Linked DNA regions of Homo sapiens: region 1 is linked to region 2. A link is a loop called in an ENCODE intact Hi-C map of the cell type or tissue named here. Cell type or tissue: gastrocnemius medialis. All regions are shown on one strand. Each heading gives the region's core, and the rest is flanking DNA. Links, peaks and the distances in the headings are about the cores only.

Region 1 (16,796 bases), core at 5,646-10,645, 56 kb after region 2:
GCAGGAGAATGGCGTGAACCCGGGAGGCGGAGCTTACAGTGAGCTGAGATCGCGCCACTGCACTCCAGCCTGGGCGACAGAGCGAGACTCATCTCAAAAAAGACCAAAAATAGACCCACATAAATATATAGTCAACTAATTTCTTAACAAATGTAAAGAAATTGAATGGCAAAATAATCTTTTCCACAAATGATGCTGGAAATAATTGAATATCCTCATGCAAAAAACAAAAACCTCTAACCTTACCTTATGCCATACACAAAAATTATTTCATAATTGAAGTAAATATGACTGAAAACTATGTATCTTGTAGAAGAAAACTTGCTCTACGATGCTGGCTTAGAGAGATTTCTTAAAGACACAAAAAGCACAAAGTACCCAAGACAAAACTATGAAGTTGGACTTCATCAAACTAAAAACTTTAGCTGCTCTAAAGACACTATTAAGAAATAAAAATACAGGCCAAATACTTGTTAAAACACACACACACACACACACACACACACACACACACACACACACACACACATATTCAAACAACAAATAGCTGGTAAAGGACCTGTGTCTAGAATCCATAAAGAACTCTCAAAAATCAGCAGACAACCCGATTTTTAGAAATGAGCAAATGGCAGATATGAAAGTGAAGACACATGCTTCACCAAAGCAAATACATGGATAGTCCCTTCCCCCCACCAAAAAAGCCACATGAAAAGACAAGCAACATCATTTGTCACTAGGGCACTGGAAATTAAAACCGCAATTCACTAGAATGGCTAAAATGGAAAAGATGGACTACACCATGTAACGGCAAGGACAGAGCAGATGGAATTCCCATTCAACGCTGGTGGGAACACAAAACTGAGTGGTCACTTTGGAAAAGAGTCTGGCAGGTTCTTAACAAGTTAAACATTCATGTAACATGTGACCGAGAAACCCAGACCCAGAAAAGGTACCACATCCAGCCATCTGATGCTTTGCATGCAACTACTCATATCAGCTTGACTCCCAACAGCTAAAACTAGGAAACAACGGACATGTCTATAACTGCTTATTGGATGAACATGCGACATATCTACCCCCTAAAAAGCTACTCAGTAAACTACTGACATACACCACAGAACCCAGATCAATCTCAAAAGGAAGATGAAACACACCAGACACAAGAGTCCACACTCAATGATTCCATTCATATTAAATTCTAGTAAAGCAAAAGCTACAGTGACCGAAAGCACATCAGCATCCTGGGTCCAGGAAATAGGATGACATGCTGCTGCAAAGAGGAAAGGGGGAACTTTCTTGGGGTGATGGAAATACTACTCTGTATCATGACTGTGATGGTGGGAACAAGACAGTTCCAACTGATTCCTTAAAACTCTCACATCTGTAGTCATGAGCAACATGATGCTCATGTTGAGTGTGGTCAACAGGCCACATTCATGATGGTGGTATGTGCTACCATAAGATGCTAATGGAGTGGAACGGGTCCCATGGCATAAACACCTACCACTGTGTTACGATTTCTTTCCACGATTCAGCAGGGTGACTCAGCAACAGGCTCTACCATGTAGCTTAGGTGTGTGGGAGGCTCTGCCTTCTGGATCTGGGTACGCACACTCTGTGATGCTCAGAGGACAAGATCACCTAACAACGCATTTCTCAGGATGCATCCCCCGACCGCTATTAAAATTGATGCATTCCAAAGTATTTAAACTGTACCTCAAAGAAGCTCTCAGAGAGAATGCACGGGAGTGGACGATGGCGGGCACAAGAGCTCGTCAAGAGCACTGTTGTGAAGAAAAGCAGAGAGGCGGCGGCGGCAGCTGGTGGTGGGCATGGGCGAGGGGTTCCACGGCAAAGAATGAAATTGAATGCCCATCACCCCACGCCCACAGGCCGCCAAACACATCTGGAAAAGCAGAATACATTCCTGAAGGGGATGGCATCCATGGCCCTAGGGAAGGAAGACCAGATCCCAACAGGAGCAGGATGAGGCTGTCCTTGATACTGAGCAGGTGGCTGACTTCACCACACACCCTCCACTACCTCCGCAAATCACTCCAGGCATTCATTACCCACTACACCAAATAACTGATTCTCATTTCATAAATATACGTATTCAAAGAGGATCCTAGCGAACTTTTTCAAGAAAACACTGGATACAGACTCTCGGGCAGGTCTGTAAGTTAAGGCATGGAGACGAAGCTTCTCTCTGTGTTTGGCATTGAGGCAATGCTGCTGTGGGCACTGCAGACATAGGCCCTGTGACCTGGGCGCAGGTTCGTGTCATGCCACACAGCATGCAATTCCATGGACACAAAATGACCAGAACAGCAGACTCAGAGAGGACGCAGAGGCTGCAGGGGGAACAAGGAGTGACGATTAAAGGTCCAAGTTTCTTTCTGAGGTGACAGCAATGTTCTAGAACTGACAGTCCTGGTGGTTGAACAGACCCGTGAATACACTAACAACCTTTGAACTGTGCGCTTTATCTGGGTAAGCCTACGGTCTGTCAATCCTCTCAATCAAGCTGGTATTATCTCTTTTTTGGAGACAGTCTCACTCTGTCGCCCAGGATGGAGTGCAGTGGTGCGATCGTGGCTCACTGCAATCTCTGCCTCCCAGGTTCAAGCAATTCTCACGCCTCCGCTGAAATGACAGGCACAAGCCACCAGGCCCAGGTAATTTGTGTAGAGGCGGGGGTTTCAACATGTTGGTCAGATTGGTCTCAAACTCCTGACCTCAAGTGATCCGCCTGCCTCAGCCTCCCAAATGCTGGGATCACAGGCGTGAGCCATTGCACCTGGCCGATTATCTTCTTTGAAAAGCATGAGACACGTTTCCCTAGGGATGGAATGCTGGACACGAGACAAGACTTGTCCTAAGGACTGGATCTCACAGTGGCCAGGTATGCATCACGCCACGCGGTGCAGAGCCCTGGGGGAAGGCAAGTCAAGAAGCCAGGGGTCTAGGCACCGCAATGTCTCAAGGCAGCCCCCCAAGAAAACCAAGCAGAAGGCCACAGTGACGCCCTCCTGCTCTCAGGTCAGTGGCAGGAGGGCACTTGCTGATGCTGGGCACAGAGGAATGTCAGGGCAGATCTTCAAGGCTCACACCCTTCAGAGCTTCTGGCAAGCTCAACACAGTGAGCGAGCCCTGCCCCCAAGAGTGAGGCCCCTGTCAGGGCCACTTCCTCTCGCCCTGGCCCATCCAGATCTCACACACACTGTGGTAGATCTTTGAAGGGTAAAAGCTCTGTCCGCTCCACTCATCAGCACCAAAGTGTTCTGTGCCTGGCCCTTCTCCACCCAATTCACCAGTTTATTGAAGCCTCAGCTGGGTGAGTCCCGCTTGCCTCTGAAAATGTGTGTGCTCAGCCAGGCAGATTCTTGAGTGCGTTTCCTATGTGCTGCTGCCCTCCTTCAAGATGACCACATGGGCCCCCAAGCAGGGCCCCTACCTGCTTTGTCAGCATCTTGTCCTTTCCCTCTTTTCTCTCACGGCTTGTTCTACTTCACGGCATGTTTAAGCAAAGGGGGTCACTACAACAAAATTATTTTAAAACAAACATACTTCAGAAAAGTTTATGGAAAACATTAAACCTTGAATATATTAACTTTACAGGATCCATTTACTTCACCCTAACACTGAGTTAAAATTATAACAAGAGAAAGTAGGGCTGGGCGCGGTGGCTCACGCCTGTAATTAATCCCAGCACTTTGGGAGGCCAAGGCAGGTGGATCATGAGGTCAGGAGTTCAAGACCAGCCTGGCCAATATGGTGAAACCCCGTCTCTACTAAAAATACAAAAATTAGCCGTGCATGGTGGCAGACGCCTATAATCCCAGCTACTCAGGAGGCTGAGGCAGGAGAATTGCTTCAACTCAGGAGGCGGAGGTTGCAGTGAGCCAAGATGGCGCCACTGCACTCCAGCCTGGGTGACAGAGTGAGACTCCAACTCCAAAAAAAAAGAGAGAGAGAGAGAGAGAGAGAAAGTAAACAAAGTTTCTATTTATTTCTCCAGAGGATCTCAAAAGTAGAGCTGGAAATACCAGCAGTAAGAGGAACACCAGTCCAAGGCAACTACAAGGAACTGGTCACTTTTTCATTTTTTTGAGACAGAGTCTTACTGTGTCACCCAGGCTGGAGTACAGTGGTGCAATCTCGGCTCACTGCAACCTCCGCCTTCCGGGTTCAAGCAATTCTCCTGCCTCAGCCTCCCTAGTAGCTGGGATTACAGGCATGCACAACCACGCTTGCCTAATTTCTTTGTATTTTTAGTAGAGACAGGGTTTCATCATGTTGGCCAGGCTGGTTTCGAACTCCTGACCTCAGCTGATCCGCCTGCCTGGGCCTCCCAAAGTGCTGGGATTACAGGCGTGAGCCACTACGCCCGAACTGGTCACATATCTTATGGAACATAATGTTTTTCATGATCAACAGCCACTATGGGAACACAACACACATCAGCCCTGAGACACCCGAAACAAGACAGAGCAGCCTCTGCAGCCTCTCATGCAGGGAGCGTGGGGCATGTCTGCCACAGGGTGAGGGGCGGCGGGCAGAGATGGAGACATAAAGGCGGAGCTGGCTTCCAGCCTTGTGAACCAGCCCAGCTGAATGCCCCAAGTCTGTAAATAATTGATGGGAGCCAGAGCACCCAGCCCTGCAGGGCTCTCGGGAGCTGCCCGCCCAACAGTCCCATGCCTGGCACTCCCTCAGGTGCCGCCTGCAAGGTCACTCCACTGCTTCTAAATAATGCACTGCACAGATGGAGGAAAGTATACCTTTACCCATTCAAATCTTCCAAGGCACGCATTTTCACAAATTTTACATATATATAACTAAATTTTGCATTCAGCCAAAAAAAAAAAAAAAAAGAAAACTTCATGTTGAAACACTGTATCTCACCCTAGAATTTGAAAAGCCTCCTTTTCCTTCTCACTGTCAATCTTTTTTGAAGTCTCAAAAATGATTTTACTAACATTAGACAAATACCCAAATATAAAAAGTGCTTGACACAGTCAACACTGCAGCAGTGAGGTCCACTATGCCAGCGCAGTGCAGAGCCAGCCCACCTCCCTGCACCAGTGGAAATGTCACAGAGGGCAGAGGGCAGCGTGCCCAGCACCTGCTCTTGATAGGGAGGGCACTTCTAGGCTGGAATACTCAAGAGATTTGATTGTGTGTCATCAAAGCATGCTTTAAATACAAAAGCTGGCAGGGCACGGTGGCTCACTCTTGTAATCCCAGCACTTTGGGAGGCCGAGGCAGGTGAATCACCTGAAGTCAGGAGTTCAAGACCAGCCTGGCTAACACGGTGAAACCACGTCTCTACTAAAAATACAGAAATTAGCCGGGCATGGTGGCGAGCACCTGTAATCCCAGCTACTCATAAGGGAGGCTGAGGCAGGAGAAATCGCTTGAACCCAGGAGGCGGAGGTTGCAGTGAGCCGAGATCACACCTCTGCACTCCAGCCTGGGAGACAGAGTGAGACACTCTCAAACAAACAAAGGCTGTGAGTGGCCTGGAAGCTCGTTCTTCTAGCTCCTTTGGCAAAGAAAATGCCCCCAAAGGAGTGAGGGCAACAGACTTTCCAAGTCCCAGGAAATGCACAGATTCACATGCTGAAGACCCACCAGATGCAGGAAGGAAACGCCAGAACAACATGTTTGCTTTCATCTAAAAACATCAGAAAAAGTCTAAATGTTGCTGACATTTCCTGGGCAGCTGCCCTGTGGTCTCCCGTCTGGCCAAGGAGCCTCAACCCAGTTGCTCCCAACATACTCCCATCCCAGGCGAACCTATGCTGGTGATGCTCGGGAGGCGGGCAGAGGGCTCACGGAGGGAGGGCGGAGGGCTCACACCCTGAGGCTCGGAAGGCGGGCAGAGGGCTCACACCCTGAGGCTCGGAAGGCGGGCGGACGGCTCACACAGACCCACAAGGACCAAAGAGGAACGTGCAGGACTCCAACACAAACGGAGGACGATGGCAGAACAGAAGAGCTGATTAAGTTTCTGCTGCTTGTACCATAAACTTTTCATCAGCCAGACTGTTTGCCTGAAAGACCTAATCAAGGCTGACAAGAATTCAAAGCCATTTCAAAGTGCTCCTCAGGGGTGAACGTGGCCCCATGTCCGGCACATGCTCTGCTCTGAACGCTCTCTCTTCCAGCAGGGACGGCCCCAGACATCGAGTATCACAACCAACTCAAAAATAGACTGAAATGTCACAGTATCGCCAGGATCAAAAGAAGGTCTCTTAAAAATAAAGGGTTTCTTCCATTAATAAGTAAAACAAGAAAAAACCCAAAGATGCTCACTTGAACTTCATCTTGTTATGAGCATCCACCCGTCGAGGGCAGGTCTTGTGTTACTGAGCGCAGCCTGACAATCGCATCTGCACCGAGGCCCTGCCACGGCGGTTCACGGCAAGGGTCTGTGGCTCTCCTGTGCGCAGCCCAATGGAAAGGCAGAGTGACCGATGAGATAAACACCACAGGAACAGGGTGCTCCCCCCAGCACAGCTCGGGAGACCAGGGCTCAGGAACGCTAAGTGACTCGCCCAAGACCACCAGAAATGAGTTGGGAGGCTGAGGTGGGAGGATCACATGAGCCCCGCCCTGGGGGCTGAGGCGACAGTGAGCCCAGATAGCGCCCCTGCACTCCAGCCTGGGCACTGGAGTGAGACTTGTCTCAAAACAAATACAAGAAAGAATCTGGAAAACCTTAGTTACTATGAACTAGTGCTTTTCACTAACAAAACACAAGTATTTTTTAATTCTCACGTTTCTGATCATCTTTGTTTATAACATTTATAGGTTACAAACAATGAACTATTGTGGGTTTTTAAAAACTGATTACAGACTTTCAGGACGTCCAAAGGAGACATCTTTGTCAAGGGAGTAAAGTGGAGAATTCCAGAGACACGCACAGTTCTCGGTGGCAAGCCATCCGCTGAGGTGAGAAGGATGTGATCCATCAGCCAACCCTGCCTAGATGATGACACCAGCTCCGGAAGCCAGATGGAGCAGCTGGACACATTCAGAACAGTGCTTTCAAGCAGACACTGCTTGTTCCAATGTCAGCTCTATAAAGAATGTAACAGGGCCAGGCGCGGTGGCTCACGCCTATAATCCCAGCTCTTTGGGAGGCCGAGGCGGGCGGATCACGAGGTCAGGAGATCGAGACCATCCTGGCTAACACAGTAAAACCCCATCTCTACTAAAAATACAAAAAAAAAAAAAAAATTAGCCAGGCGTGGTGGTGGGTGCCTGTAGTCCCAGCTACTTGGGAGGCTGAGGCAGGAGAATGGTATGAACCCGGGAGGCCGAGCTTGCAGTGAGCCAAGATCGCACCACTGCACTCTAGCCTGGGCGACACAGCAAGACTCCGTCTCAAAAAAAAAAAAAAAGAAAAAAGAAAAAAAAAGAACGTAATGGTACAATTTTGGGGACCCCAAAAGGATAATGCACATAATAAACAACAAAAGCCTGAGGCTTCTCCCAGGCCCTGTGGCTGTAATCTCCCGGAGTCCCAGGCATCCTGCTGCTGGGAAGGGCCAGCTCCCAAGTGACCTGTGACCATCTTGGAGGGGTTGGTGGCTGCCTTGTCAGCAGGGCATGTCCCAATGCTAATGGTTCAACAGCCAGGCTTGACATCTTTTATTCTAAAAATCTACCACAGAATAGCCAAAGGGCAGTGGTGGGGATGAGGATGAGTCTGTAGGAGGGACAGTGTAAGGAAGGTGGAGCCATCTAGGGGCACTGCTCAGAGGTAGGCTCGGCCAGAGCTACAACACACCTTCGAAGATGAGTGGGGTTGGGGGCGGGGTGAGTCAGCTTCAACACACCCAGGATTCACCTCTCATCTGTCAAATCTGCTGATAAAAGTCACACCATGAAGGAAGGGCAGTCAGGGACTGTGCTCACCACGTGTCCCGGGGACAGGACACTTGCTGCCAGTCTCCAGCACCTCACAGGGAACCAGGGGGCAGGTGAGCTTGTGGAGAAACAGGAATCCTCGTGCATTGCTGGTGGGAACATATAATGGTGCAACTGCCAAAAAAAAACAGTGTGACGATTCCTCAACAAATTACAAAAGGACTAAGCATATGATCCAGCAGTTCCCCTTCTGGGTAGATATACAAAAGAACTGAAAGCAGGGCCCCCAAAAGACAGTTGTACTTCGACGTTCACAGTTCACACAGCATGGTTCCCAACAGCAAACCCGAGTGTCCCCTGGCGGATGACAGAGAAGCAGAATGCGTCTGCACACAGCATAACGCGACTCAGCCCTAACGAGGAATGCCTGTCACAGCCAATGCTGCGGACTCCACTCACAGGGTCCAGGGACAAACAGCAGCTGCACAAGAGGAAGGGCCCTGAGGGAGGAGTCTGGGAGGAACCACTGCTCATCGGCAAGCCAATCCATGGCCACAGGACAACGCTGCTGAAGGTACTGGAAGCCAGGGTGCTGGCTGCCCCTTTCTGGGGACACCTTTCCTTTCTTTTCCTATTTTTATTGAACACTGGGATGAAAGTAATGAAAAGTAGTAAATCCTTTCAAAACAATCAGATTTAGTTATGATGCTCAATTTCTGAAATCAATCTCTTCAAATAGCCAGTAAATGCTTCCTTTCCAAAGACTGAACCCTCTTACTGCTTTGAACAATGGAGGAAGTGAGTGAGGCACCAGATGCAACTTTTGACCCAAGGACACAGGTCAAGCTGTGACAGTTAACAACCAGGGTGGCTGGAGATGCTGCACCCACCCACGTGGCTTTGCTAGAATGCCACCACGTGCGGGCAGACACAGGCCACAGCCCCCACACCTCACTCTGGCATCAGCACTGGTCCCGCATGGAGCTGTGCCGGCTTGCAGAAGACGTAGAGCACACAGGCGTGTTCCTTCCCTTCTGTTGGCCACATCACAGCTGCATATTCACGGGAGTGAACATCATCTACACAACAGCTTCCACGTTTGCAAACATGCACAGCTTAGCGACCACGTTTCAAAGAGCCACGTGGATAACTGCCTATATTACTGGTACTCAATTTCCAGGTTGGGTTGGTAACTGGATTGTTTACAACACAAAGGATAACTAGTTGAGAAGATGGATACCCCGTTTTCCATGATATCATCACTACGCATTGCATGCCTATATCAAAACATCTCATGGACCCCATAAATACATTCATCTATGTACTCACAAAAACTTTAAAAATAATAATTAATAAATAAACAGAATGACTAAGATTTCAACTGTTTACCCAGGATGCTGCCTGCAGCTCATTTCAGTGACAACCCACAAGCTGCCCTCGCTGGCCCTGTGTGCTGAGGACGGGACATCTGCACCCAGCCCTAGATAACCCCACGTGCAAACCACTTCCCCTGTGCCGCTAAAACCCACATCTCACATTTCAGTTATAGTTTGTTTTTTGCCTGTAGGTTTTTTTTTTGAGAATAGGGTCTCCCTCTGCTGCCCAGGCTGGAGCGCAGTGGTGCGATCATGGCTCACCACAGCCTCGACCTCCTGGGCTCAAGTGATCCTCCCACTTCAGCCTCCAGAGCAGCTGGGACCACAGGCATGCACCACCACACCTGGCTAATTTTCTATTTTTTGTAAAGACAAGGCTATACATTTCTTATATATGTCTAAATCGTCAGTATTAAACACTGACAGAGCAAAGCCTTTCTCTGCTTCAAATTTTAATATTCCAAAATATATAAAACATCATTGTCACTGTCCTCATCTAAAAGACTGATTCTGGAAGAAAAAAAAAATCAATCTGAAACAAGATCACGGAAATGCGATCTGTCCCACACACACCATCTTTAACATGAATGGTGCCTCCAAAGAACAAATGCTAGATGCAAACTGCTTGAGTATGCTTCTTTATTTTTAGTAAAGACTCCAGAAAATCCCAGAGCAGCCATTTCCCATACAACTCAATCGCACGTACAGCCCTTTAAAAAGCAGACTCCCAGGGAACTGCAGCCAGCTCCTGGAGCCAGCCCCAGCAGAGGAGCAGGAAGACCTTCCAGCCTGCGCCAAGGAGCAGCGCACACGTCTGCTGCAGCCCCTCGGCCCCCACTGCTTCGGGATGCAGATGGCAGCACTGTGACCTCACTGTGCCTACCTCCTTGTTCCGGCCCTGCAGTCTTGATTCTTCAGGCTAATCCCACACTCTGAGCCTTGGCTGCTGGCCGAAACTGTTATTAATGGCACAGAGCTGCTCATTTCAGCTTCTTTTACCACGAAGGTAGCCGGCTGTTCACCTCTCTGCCTCTCCACACTGAAGCAGGAACTGGGTAACTGTACAAGAGGCATTTTCAACGGTCTTCATATCTGAGTCTCAACAGCCAGCAGAAGATGTTTGCATTTTAGTCTACACTACATTCTATGTGATGCAGAAAGATAAGATAGTTTTTATTCAATTCTTGTGTAAAAGCTACAAAACCCTAAGAACAGAGAGTGCCATGGATGCCAAAATCAGCATCACATAGTTTATATGTTTTTTAACTTTTAGGTTCGGGGGCACATGTGAGGGTGTACTACATAAGTAAACACATGTCGGCAGTGGGCGGGGGGGGAGGTTGTACGTGTTATTCTATCACCCAGTACTAAGCCCAGTACCCAACAGTTATCTTTTCTGCTCCTCTCCCTCCTCCCGCCCTCTCCCCTCAAGTAGACCCCCGTGTCTGGTGTTTCCTTCCCTGTGTTTTTAAGTTCTTATCATTTAGATCCCACTTGTAAAGTCAGAACATGTAGTATTTGGTTTTCTGTTCCTGAGTTAGTTTGCTGAGGCTAATAGCCTCCAGCTCCATCCATGTTCCCATAAAAGACATGATCTCGTTCATTTTTATGGCTATGTTATCTTATCTTATTTTGTATTAGGGATGGGGCTTCACTATGTTGCCCAAGCTGGCCTGAAACTCCTGGGTTCAGGCAATCCTCTCGAATTGGTCTCCCAAGTAGCTGGGACTACAGGTGAACATCACCATGCCCACTTTTCCATCTTCATCACTTGATAAACATTTATAATGAATGACATTAAATTACACATAGCAAAATTCTGAGAAACTATATACCACAAATCCTACAAAATTTAAAAGATTAAAAAACCATGGATTATTGTTATGTGCATTAGCCAATGTCAGTGGTTCCAATATTTACTTTCACCACTAAAATGGCACGAAAGCATGAAGTCGGGAATGACAGCATTCTAGAAGCCAGTGCACCTGAGATGAAATTCATGGTATGTTCGGAACCTAGAACGTCGATGGTCAACACTAGGCAGCTTCATCTGTCATACGTGGACTCCCTTTCAAAACTCCAGGTGTGTGTGTCTGTCATGTGGCTATGGAGAGGAAGAGGAGAAGAAAAGATTTCGATTCACTAAAAACTCCTGTTAAGCCTCCAAGAAAGATCCAAGTAATCAGATACCTGGTCAGTCACAGCCTCTCTGCATGAAGCCTCTCTGCATGTGGTTAAGACCTGCAAACCTCAACAGAATCCACGGTCTCTTGCCCCTGCACTGAGCCTGTGTCGGGACTTGGCCACTGCTCTGCATCAGGTGAGAGGCTCCTTGTCTCTCACATCCAGATGGATCCGATCCAACTCACACAGTGAACGACTCCAAACCTGGGCAGCCCTGGGCTCCAGGATCAGCCCACCCCAGCCCCTGCTGCAATGGCACCTCCTACTCTCATTGTGGAAACCTGTCAACCCAATTACAGACACCCTGGCTAGGCCCGTACTTCTTCCTGTAAGCCTGAAACCCTGCTCAGCTACCCTAAACCACCACCTCTGCGCACCCCTTAGGAAACCCCAGCAGCACATCCCCCTTCTTCCTCCCGCAGAGGGCCTGCCCCAAGCAGCAGGAAACGGGGTGACACAGGCCTTCCTTGGCCTCAGCACACACAGAACCATCACAGCGCCGGGGGCGGGGGGTGCTGCAGGGACACATTCCAGCTGTGCACTTCTCTGGGGGCCAGCACAGACCACTGAGCATGAGCTGCCTCATTCAGGCCAGGTGACTGTCTTCATCATCATTCAACTTTGAAACTTAGGGTTTGTGCCAGTCCACCTGTTTATGTTCCATACTTACATATCCCAAGCCATTAACAAGTGTTTTCTTCTTTGGTTATGATGCTACAGAATCAGCAGAGGAACATCCGCATCACCAGAAGGCTCTGCAGGCAGCACTGAGGCCCATCCTGCTGGGAGAATGCCGCTCTGAGGGCAGTGGGACTGCCAGCAAAGGACACAGGCTCAGGGAGACCTTCCACTCCTGCTGAAACACCAATCAGTAGAAGATCACCACCCAGAAATATCACTTTCAAGCTTAAGGATCACAAGTTACAAAGATAAATGTCTCTAAGGACTAAGGGAGAAGTACAAAGTAAAAAGATTTAAGCTTGGGAAAATTAACCCTAAACATTTAAAAACAAAACAAACAAAAAAAATCCGCACTCTAGATAAGACCTTCAAAACAGCATGCCTGTCAGAGGGACAGTAAAGGTCAGACGGGGCAGCAATGGGGTATGAGCTGGCACAGCCTTGCAACACCCTGGATGGGCGGCCAGGGGCTTGTGAGAGTGGCTCCAGGCAGGAGGACCCTGAATTTATGGGAGGGGGCAAGACTAACCCTCAAGTGCTCCTCAGATACGTTTCATTAAATGCACTGAAAGTTTTGTAAAAGATGCAAGTTTCAACATGAGATACAATTATTTACCCAATCTGACATGTGGCTTAACAAATGTGAGTGGATTAGGGGATTTTTGTTTTATTCTTCTGAAATACCAACTGCCTTCTTCTTCCCCTTCTGAAACAACCACTGGACAAACTGAACGGCACATATGCTTTTCGGGATCTCAGCGTAAGCAGCTCCCACTGCTAGGGATGAAGAGTGCTCCTCTGTCTGCCTGAGTGAAACCTCACGACACCTTGCACAGCCCGCAGTCCTTGCTGACTGGAAGCAGAACCAAAACCTGAGCTGGAGAGAGTGCACGAAAGTTCCATCTAGACCCAAACCTAAATTGCACAGCTACAGAATGAAGTGAACAGCACTGAAGCCGGAAGGGACAAGACTCAATCCCACGTGACTGAACCCATGTGTCCAGCACCAGAGATACTGGGCGGAGCACACATCTCAGCTGTGTAAAAAGTAGAAGTTCCTCTTCAAAGACTTTCCTCCCCATCTAATTAAAAATAAATAGTAACTTCTCTTAAAAGCAACATTTATTCAAAGACCTGTGCTGACATTCCTAAATATCTGCTAGCCTTAATAAAGAAATCAATGTACTTTATGTTCTTAGCTCCCACAATTTAGCCTAAGTATCTGCCCTGGCATGCTTATACTGGTCGAAGCAAGCATTAGGTCACGGCCTGTTCCTCTTCCTTAGTTGAAGGTGTTTTTACCTTTCTCAGCATTCCACAAATTACTTCCTCCTTCCTTTGTTCTCCTCTGCCTTTGCCTCTTTTAAAAAGTTCTAAGTTGCTAGCCAATCGGGACAAATACAGAATGTGAGGTCCCGTTCCAGCCAATGGAAACCGGACACAGCAGTTGGTATAAAAAAACCGGACACAGCGTCAGGTTATAAATGACCCTGGTCTCCTTTATCCGGTGTACTCTCGTGGCAAAACTGCTGGCGAGTGTACCCTTTCTGCAGAAGGTATAAAAAATGGCCTTGCTGAGGAAATTAAATTTACGTTCAAGTGCTATTTCTTTACGGCACCAGGGCACAAGCATTTCAAACAGCTGGGAACACGCCTATCCCTGTTAAAAAAAATATACGATGTTTCCAGATAAAAGAATTCTGATCAGAAATAGGTAAGTTTTCATTTAAAATTTTTTCCTATACTCTGCCTTCTGAAGCAGTCTCTAAATTCACCCTGTATTTGACGGTGCATGCGAATTTGTTATTTATGCTTAAATGCCAGCCAAGGAGTAAGATTCAGTCTGCATTAGGAGATATACCTAATGCTAAATGACGAGTTAATGGGTGCAGCACACCAACATGGCACATGTATACATATGTAACAAACCTGCACGTTGTGCACATGTACCCTAAAAGTATAATAATAATAAAATTAAAAAAAAAAAAGATTCAGTCTTGCAAAGTTTTGAAATCTCTCAAGGGGGAAAAAAAACCTTACATAGTTCACAATTCTGAGTCCAGAATCTAGGAGAAACCACCAAAACTTTCTTTGCATTCTGTCAAATTCAAACGCACTCTGTGTGCCAAGCCTCACTCACTTTATGTCCACCAAGCACCACACGCTGCTTCCCGTGTATGTGGCCCAGGCCCCTGTGAAACAAACACACTCTCTGTGGTAGACTGGAAGAACACGGGCCTGCAGGTTCCAGTCAGGAAGTGGAGTGCTAGCCCTATGCGGTGACTCATGCCTGGAGCACAGCACTTCAGGAGGCTGCGGCAAGGAGGACTGACTGAGGCAAAAAGTTCGAGACCAGCCTGGCCATCGTGGCAAAACCCTGTCTCTACAAAAAAGAAAAAAAAAATTACCCAGGTATGATGGCATACATGCCTGCAGTCCCAGCAACTCAGGAGCCTGAGCAGGAGGACAGCTTGAGCCCGGGAGTTGGAGGGTGTGGTGAGCTATCATTGTGCCATGCCACTGCATTCCTGCCCAGCCGACCAAGTGACACGCTGATTTAAAACACACACACACACACACTCAATGGAAGGCAAAAGAAAAGGAAGAAAAAAAAGACATGGAGCCTTTCTTTCCAGCCCTGGAGCCTGGGTGTACCCCAGACTTGCTGGGCCCACGAGGACCCTGCCACTTCCACCTGTGCCCTCAGGCAACATGTGGGGGCCCACACAGACTGAAGTATGAAATGGATTCAGCCCCCATCAGCCTAATGCAGCTTCATGAGTGATCCCAGGTATGACCAGCAGAAAACCACCAGGCAACACAAGAATTAAGAGAACTCATAAATCATTATTTTCTTAAGACACCATGTATTGTCTTACACCGCAATAGGTAACTGAAACACATCCTACTCACGGTAAGAACAAGCTGAAATATGGAAAGTTGTTTGAGATGCTACTTAAACACAGATTTAACTCCAGAGCAGAGCCTTTCCATGTATTTTTCTTAACCTATTCGCCCTCAAAACAGCGCTGAGCACAGCAGTCAGACCCTAAAGCAGAGGTGTCCAATCTTTTGACCTCCCTGGGCCACACTGGAAGAAGAACTGGCTTGGGCCACACATAAAATACACCAATGCTAACAACAGCTGATAAGCTTAGAAAAAAATCTCATAACGTTTACAAATTTGTGTTGGGCCACATTCAAAGCTGCCATGGGCCGCGGGCTGGACAAGCTTGCCCTATCTCACACTGTTCCCTGTCAGACTGTAAACACTACTCAGAATCACACAATCTCATCTCGGCTCCAAGTGGAAGCTTGCTCAGCACCACGGCCAACCTGATCCCACTGCAGATGTTCCAACAGCCTGGCACGCAGATGGCCCAGGGAAAAGCCTCATCGAATGCTGAATACCTGTGAGATCATTTCTTACAAAGCCAAATGAACAACACTATGTTAATTTTCAAATTTTGGCATGGAAATCACATTCTAAGACGCTTCCCAAGCTTTCTGGAGGATGCTATGAATTCTGTTTTATAGGTAACAAGTCTGGAAGCCAAAATAATCAAGATTTAATAAAATGGCCTCAAAAGTGACAAGACTCTCCTTCCCTTATGACAGACCATGTTTGCTTTCCTTTTTACTAGATGATTAACTCAATTCTTTCAACAATCCTGTCCAGTGATGACTATCTTGTTGGCTGGTCAGAAGGGGAAGTTCCAGAGCTGGTTTTTGTAGAAAACCTCAGATTCTTTCAATCCCAGGCCATCTTATCACGTAGTCTAAACCCTTGTGTCATCACCTCCTGACGTTTCCATCAGCAGAGGCAGAGCTCTCACCTTAAAGAGCATGAGGCCAAATCACTGGCTGCAAAGCACAGAACACAGACATCCTTGGCCACACAAGAGTGAGAGCCACTGAGCCCAACCAGGGTGCAGGGGAGCCTCCCAGATGAGAGGCCTGTGCTTGGTCCCACAGGGTGCAGCCTTACCGTGCTGCTGAGACACTCTGCCCAAGAAATGGCTCCAGGATTTTCTGAAACTCGCTTTCAAAATATTTCCAAGCTCTTATGTCTTGTGTATGCCTTAATAATTGAAAAAGAGGTATGTTCACTCAAGAAAGGGAAGAGCAGTAAGCCAAGTAGGGGGCCTTTTACCGCAATTCTTCCTGGGCAGTGTCTGTGGAAGGTGGTCTCTCCGCAGAAACCCAACGTTTTTTTTAACTTTGTTTTAGGTTCGGGTTGCAGGTTTGTTACGTAGGTAAACTTGTGTCATCAGGGTTTGTTGAACAGACTATTTCATCACCCAGGTGTTAAGCCCAGTACCCAACAGTTATTTTTTCTGTTCCTCTCCCTCCTCCACCCCCAACCCTCAAGCAGACCCCAGTGTCTGCTGGTCCCTCTCTGTGTCCACGTGTTCTCATCATTTCGTTCCCATTCATAAGTGACAACACGCAGTATTTGGTTTTCTGTCCCTGCATTGGTTTGTTAAGGATAAGGGCCTCCAGGCTCTATCCATGTTCCACAAAAGACATGATCTGATCACTTGAACCTGGAAGGTGGAGGTTGCAGTGAGCTAAAATGGCGCCACTGCACTCTAGCCTGGGTGACAAAGTGAGACTCCATCTCAAAAAAAAAAAAAAAAAAAAAAGACATGATCTCATTCTTTTTCATGGCTG
Region 2 (5,000 bases), core at 1-5,000:
CTAGGGAAGGAGATAGTGTGGAAGTGACTGTGGCTCTGGTCCTGCCTGGGAGGAGATCTACAGGGGAGGGGCCTGGCCTTGGGCTGGCCCTGCCCTGCGTGGGATCTGTGCCCTGCGTGGGATCCCTGCCCTGTGTGGGGTGCGTGGGGTCTGTGCCCTGTGTGGGGTGCCTGCCCTGTGTGGGGTGTGTGGGGTCTGTGCCCTGTGTGGGGTGCCTGCCCTGTGTGGGATGCATGGGGTCTGTGCCCTGTGTGAGGTGCCTGCCCTGTGTGGGGTGTGTGGGGTCTGTGCCCTGTGTGGGGTGCGTGGGGTCTGTGCCCTGTGTGGGGTGCTTGGGGTCTGTGCCCTGTGTGAGCTGCCTGCCCCGTGTGGGGTGCGTGGGGTCTGTGCCCTGTGTGGGGTGCCTGCCCTGTGTGGGATGCATGGGGTCTGTGCCCTGTGTGAGGTGCCTGCCCTGTGTGGGGTGCGTGGGGTCTGTGCCCTGTGTGGGATGCCTGCCCTGTGTGGGGTGCCTGCCCTGTGTGGGATGCGTGGGGTCTGTGCCTTGTGTGGGGTGCCTGCCCTGTGTGGGGTGCGTGGGGTCTGTGCCCTGTGTGGGGTACCTGCCCTGTGTGGGCTGCGTGGGGTCTGTGCCCTGTGTGGGGTGCCTGCCCTGTGTGGGGTGTGTGGGGTCTGTACCCTGTGTGGGGTGCGTGGGGTCTGTGCCCTGTGTGGGGTGCCTGCCCTGTGTGTGGTGCATGGGGTCTGTGCCCTGTGTGAGGTGCCTGCCCTGTGTGGGGTGTGTGGGGTCTGTGCCCTGTGTGGGGTGCCTGCCCTGTGTGGGATGCGTGGGGTCTGTGCCCTGTGTGAGGTGCCTGCCCTGTGTGGGGTGCGTGGGGTCTGTGCCCTGTGTGGGGTGCCTGCCCTGTGTGGGGTGCGTGCGGTCTGTGCCCTGTGTGGGGTGCCTGCCCTGTGTGGGGTGCGTGGGGTCTGTGCCCTGTGTGGGGTGCCTGCCCTGTGTGGGGTGTGTGGGGTCTGTGCCCTGTGTGGGGTGCCTGACCTGTGTGGGGTGCGTGGGGTCTGCTACACGCTTGGTGAGAAACTGCATCAGGGCTTCCCGCCGTGTGTTGCTAACATCCCCACACACGTGAGTGCCTTGGGACCCTCGTCAACACACTGAGCTGAGGCCACTGGTCCACGGCACACTGCAGTGCACATGCCCTTCCTGGCCAGAGGCTCCCAGGGGCGCCATGCTCTCCAGGCACCTGCCCCGCCTGCGAGCACAGCCTGGCCCCTGCTGCACTCTGCTCTCTCTGCCCGCTCGGGTCCACTGCAGCTGAGCGGGTGGGAGAAGCCTCTTCAACTTCACACACTTGTCGCCTCTAGCACTGGGCAAGGTCTGGCATTCAGAGTTCCAAGAAGTCCCACAGATACCAGTGGCTAAGTCTGTCTTCCCTCCAGGAATGGGGAAGCAGGAGCCGTCAGAACAGCCGTCTCCTATCTGAGGCACCAGGAACAAACATGACGTCAGGAAAAGACTGAAGGTGCCAAGCACCTAACGCTGAAGGAACCAGCATGTGCCTGGCAGCACTGCAGAGAGCACACCCCAGGCACCAGAGACCAGGGTGTCATTCACAGGTCAAAGCAAAATAAGAAAATCATAATTTTTCCCCTTGTTCCAAAGAAACATCCACGTGCAGAGGGCAGGCAGCTTCGGCCCATGGCGCTCCTGACGAGGGCTCCCTCGTGGCTGCCCCAGGACAAGCAGGACCCCGGCGGTCCTAGGCAGGGAGAAGCGAGACTCAGGGTCACAGACGAAGGCGCAGGAGAAACAGCGGGGCAGGAGGCTCCCCAGAACCCCAGGGAGGCCAGGCAATGATGCACAGCAACCTCAAAAACATTCGCTGGTTGACTGATTATTTATTTATCTATTTTATTTTTTATGGACAGGGTCTCACTCTGTCGCCCAGGCTGGAGGGCAGTGGCGCAATCACGGCTCACTGCAGCCTTGACCTCCTAGCCTCAAGGGATCCTCCCGCCAAAGTGCTGGAAGGGTGAAGGGTGTGAGCCACTGTGCCTGGCTACTTTTAGATTTTTTAAGTTTTGGGAAACCTTACACATATAAAAAAGTAGACAAAGTAGTATCATTTGAAGCAAATCCCAGATATCATATAATTTAATATGAATGCTTTCAGTGATAAGGCTTTTTAAACTGAGACCACCCTTGAGGTGGTAGAGGACAGACTTCAAAAGCAGATACAAGAGGCCCCGGGCAGACAGGGCAGGCAGAGCAGGGCAGGCAAGATGGGCTAGAAGTCCCAGGGCAAGCTGGTCTGAGAGGGCTCGGTGGGCAGAGCTGTCTTGGGGCCGGGACATGGCAGGTGCCTTCCCACTCCTTGCTGCACCCACAGCCCTTACAGAGGCCTGGTCCTAGGACGGGCTCTTGCCCAGCGCTCTGGAAGACACAGAGGTGATGCTGTCACATGCTCACGTCTGCCTGGACAGCCTCCAGGCTGCTGTGCAGGGACCACGCGGATGCACAGCCTCGGGGACTGCTTTAAACTGGGCTGATTCACAACAGACAGAATCACATTGTTCTTGGCAGGCGGCCCCCAGCCCTGACTAAGCACCGCAGAGGCCACATCTCCATGGCACTGGACCGCGGGCAGGGCCGACTCAACCCTGCATCTGGGAGGCGGGAAGCCATCCCCACAGCAACATGGAGGTCTCTGAGGGAGACGTGCCAGCCTCTGCCACTTGGACACAGCCAAGGCATCCGGCACGGTGGTGACCCTGCATCCCTCCCACCATAGCAAGGGGCACCCACACCCCTCCAGAGAGGCCTGACTGCTGGGGACCAGAGAAGAGTCTCTTGTCTGTCACGTGTCAGTTAACCCTGCACCAATGTTTCTCTTCTCATCCCTGCTGGTGTGCGCCTCTCCCTCCACCCCACTCATTTCTGAGCAAGAACGGCTCCTCTGGGGGAAGGAGGGGACGCGGCGTGTGTGAGAGCCACAGCGCCCAGCAGCCTCCCGGCCCAGGGTGGGGCTGAACGCACTGGAGTTGGACTCGCTACTATTTATTTATTTAGAGACGGAGTCTTGCTCTGTTGCCAGGCTGGAGTGCAATGGCGCAATCTTGGCTCACTGCAACCTCCACCTATTGGGTTCACGCAATTCTCCTGCCTCAGCCTCCCGAGTAGCTGGGATTACAGGCACCCGCCGCCACACCTGGCTAATTTTTGTATTTTTAGTAGCGACAGGGTTTCTTCATGTTGGTCAGGCTGGTCTCGAACTCCTGACCTTGTGATCTGCCCGCCTCGGCCTCCCAAAGTACTGGGATTACAGCCGTGAGCCACCGCGCCTGGCTGTGGACTTGCTACTTTAAGAGGGTCCTGGTTAAAATGCAAGCTTCTAGGATAAGCAACGCTCCACACTCATACATCAGAACAATCTTCCTAGGAAATCTAGTTTTGCAACATTAAACAAGAAGTTATTAAAATTGGCCCCGAAAGGGTGATAAACACAGGAGGACAAATACTACGTTTCTTAGGTCTTTTTGTTACAATCCTTGCCTGGAAAATTCTATTTTCAAAATGTTCTTTACTGTTTTCCCACCTCACAGGGATTCTCACCTACCCTGTCCTCACCTAGGCCTGCCCCTCACAGAGTAAGGACATGGTGTTCAACACGCAGTTCCAGGAGCACCCAGGGCTGTGGCAGAAAATATCCCAGAGACCCACAGAGAGCGAGAATGGCCTCAGTGGGCCAGCACGGCTGGCACCACGCAGGCGCTAACCATCAACAGACAGACCCCGGAAGCTTCTGACAACACAACAGGGCCCTGGGTGAGAGCTTCTCTGCACCATGATGAAACGGCCACCACAAAGAGACCTGAGCAGCCAGATGGGGTGGGCACCAGGTAGCCCTGGGAACGCCACCTTACCAAGTGGGATCATTCTCCCAGGAAGCAGAAGCAGATGCTTGTCTCATTAACCCTTTCAGCAACACCTCCAGAGACATCACAGAAACACCTCAAAGGTCTGAGGCCAACTCCCGCATGGCCACTGTGCAAAGAGCTAACAGCTACGTATCAACATGACGGCCTTCTACAACCAAAACCAGCATGGGGACCAAAGACGGCAAACACAGGGTTTCAGGCCTGGACTGACTTTCTCTAGGCCTAAAGCCCGAGAGTACACAGCACCGCTGGGAGCTCCAGGGAGTCACCCAGGCCCTCCCTTCTGGGGGCTGAGGTCCCTTACACAACCCATCCACACATTCTGTCCACTCACTTCCCCGTGTCTCCCAGTGTTCTTCCTCGGAGCTGTCCGCTGCTGGGAAGAGGAGTCCTCCTGGGCCTGTGCTGGTGTCCCTGCAGCCTTCCTGTCCCCAGATGTGCTGGCCCAGAGACAGGAGCCATGTGCCTGGCACTGCACCTGCCCCTCACTTCCCATCTGGGAAAACCAGCCCTCTCTGCTGGCCTTTCACTCAGCAGAGTCTCCACCTGGCTACTGTGAGCACATCCCTGGAGCACCCCACATAGGACAGGAGGGGCCACAGGCCTGCGGCAGCCACACAATCATAAAGGCTGAAGCTTGCTGAGCTGTGCTGACAAAAGCTGGGGTGTGGATCCTCTTTACTGGCTGTGCCTGCTGCCGTTCCTCTTCAACAATCTCCTTCGTATCACGAGCTCTTCTCACCTGGACCACTTCCCCCATCTGCTCTCAAGCCCGCATCCTGGCACAGCCTCTACGCCTTGTGCTATGGCTGCATTCAAGAAGTCTCAGGAAGCCAGGGACAGAGCCGAGGGCCTGACTCAGCACTCTCCCGGTTCACTCCAGGCTTTGTGGCCAGCTTAGTGCTCTACTGCCTCCAACCTTCCCCAGCAGGGCTGTAGAGAAGCTGGATGACCAGGAGGACAAGGAGGCCTCTGGACACAAGAATCACCAAAGAGCAAGCACGGCCAGCGCAGAGGCCTCTGGGCTCCCTGCAAGCAGCTCAAGACAGAATCCACTGGGA

The links. Hi-C counts contacts between places; a loop is a spot of excess contacts. Peaks named below come from ENCODE experiments on the same cell type or tissue, not always from the same donor. Only the 100,000 strongest peaks of a DNase experiment are listed, where the experiment ranks them.
Region 1: a loop joins it to region 2, with 2.2 times the contacts of the local background. A loop is called at or near these places in 11 of 110 quality-filtered maps.

Annotation. Positions count from the first base shown.
Region 1 is chr16:89,349,384-89,366,179 of GRCh38, forward strand. All of the region lies in intron 2 of ANKRD11 (ankyrin repeat domain containing 11), which reads right to left. All of the region lies in intron 1 of LOC128462377, which reads right to left. Among named protein-coding and RNA genes, the nearest start is that of ANKRD11, 130 kb to the right of the region's middle. RefSeq lists enhancers at 7,555-8,441, 8,442-9,328, 9,536-9,605, 11,530-11,619, 11,667-12,866 and 5 more. In gastrocnemius medialis, for the core only: a CTCF peak has its summit at 8,238 (motif pointing left); DNase peaks (open chromatin) are centred at 7,018, 7,898, 8,318, 9,340 and 1 weaker place; H3K27ac peaks cover 4,019 bases.
Region 2 is chr16:89,299,203-89,304,202 of GRCh38, forward strand. All of the region lies in intron 4 of ANKRD11 (ankyrin repeat domain containing 11), which reads right to left. It overlaps LOC124903757 (keratin-associated protein 5-2-like), which reads left to right. Exons shown (of 2, transcript XM_047435030.1): 2 at 1-1,785. The coding sequence starts at 230. The coding sequence ends at 1,159. Among named protein-coding and RNA genes, the nearest start is that of ZNF778, 84 kb to the left of the region's middle. In gastrocnemius medialis, for the core only: no CTCF peak of the experiment used is centred there; DNase peaks (open chromatin) are centred at 1,499, 2,479 and 3,029; H3K27ac peaks cover 4,841 bases.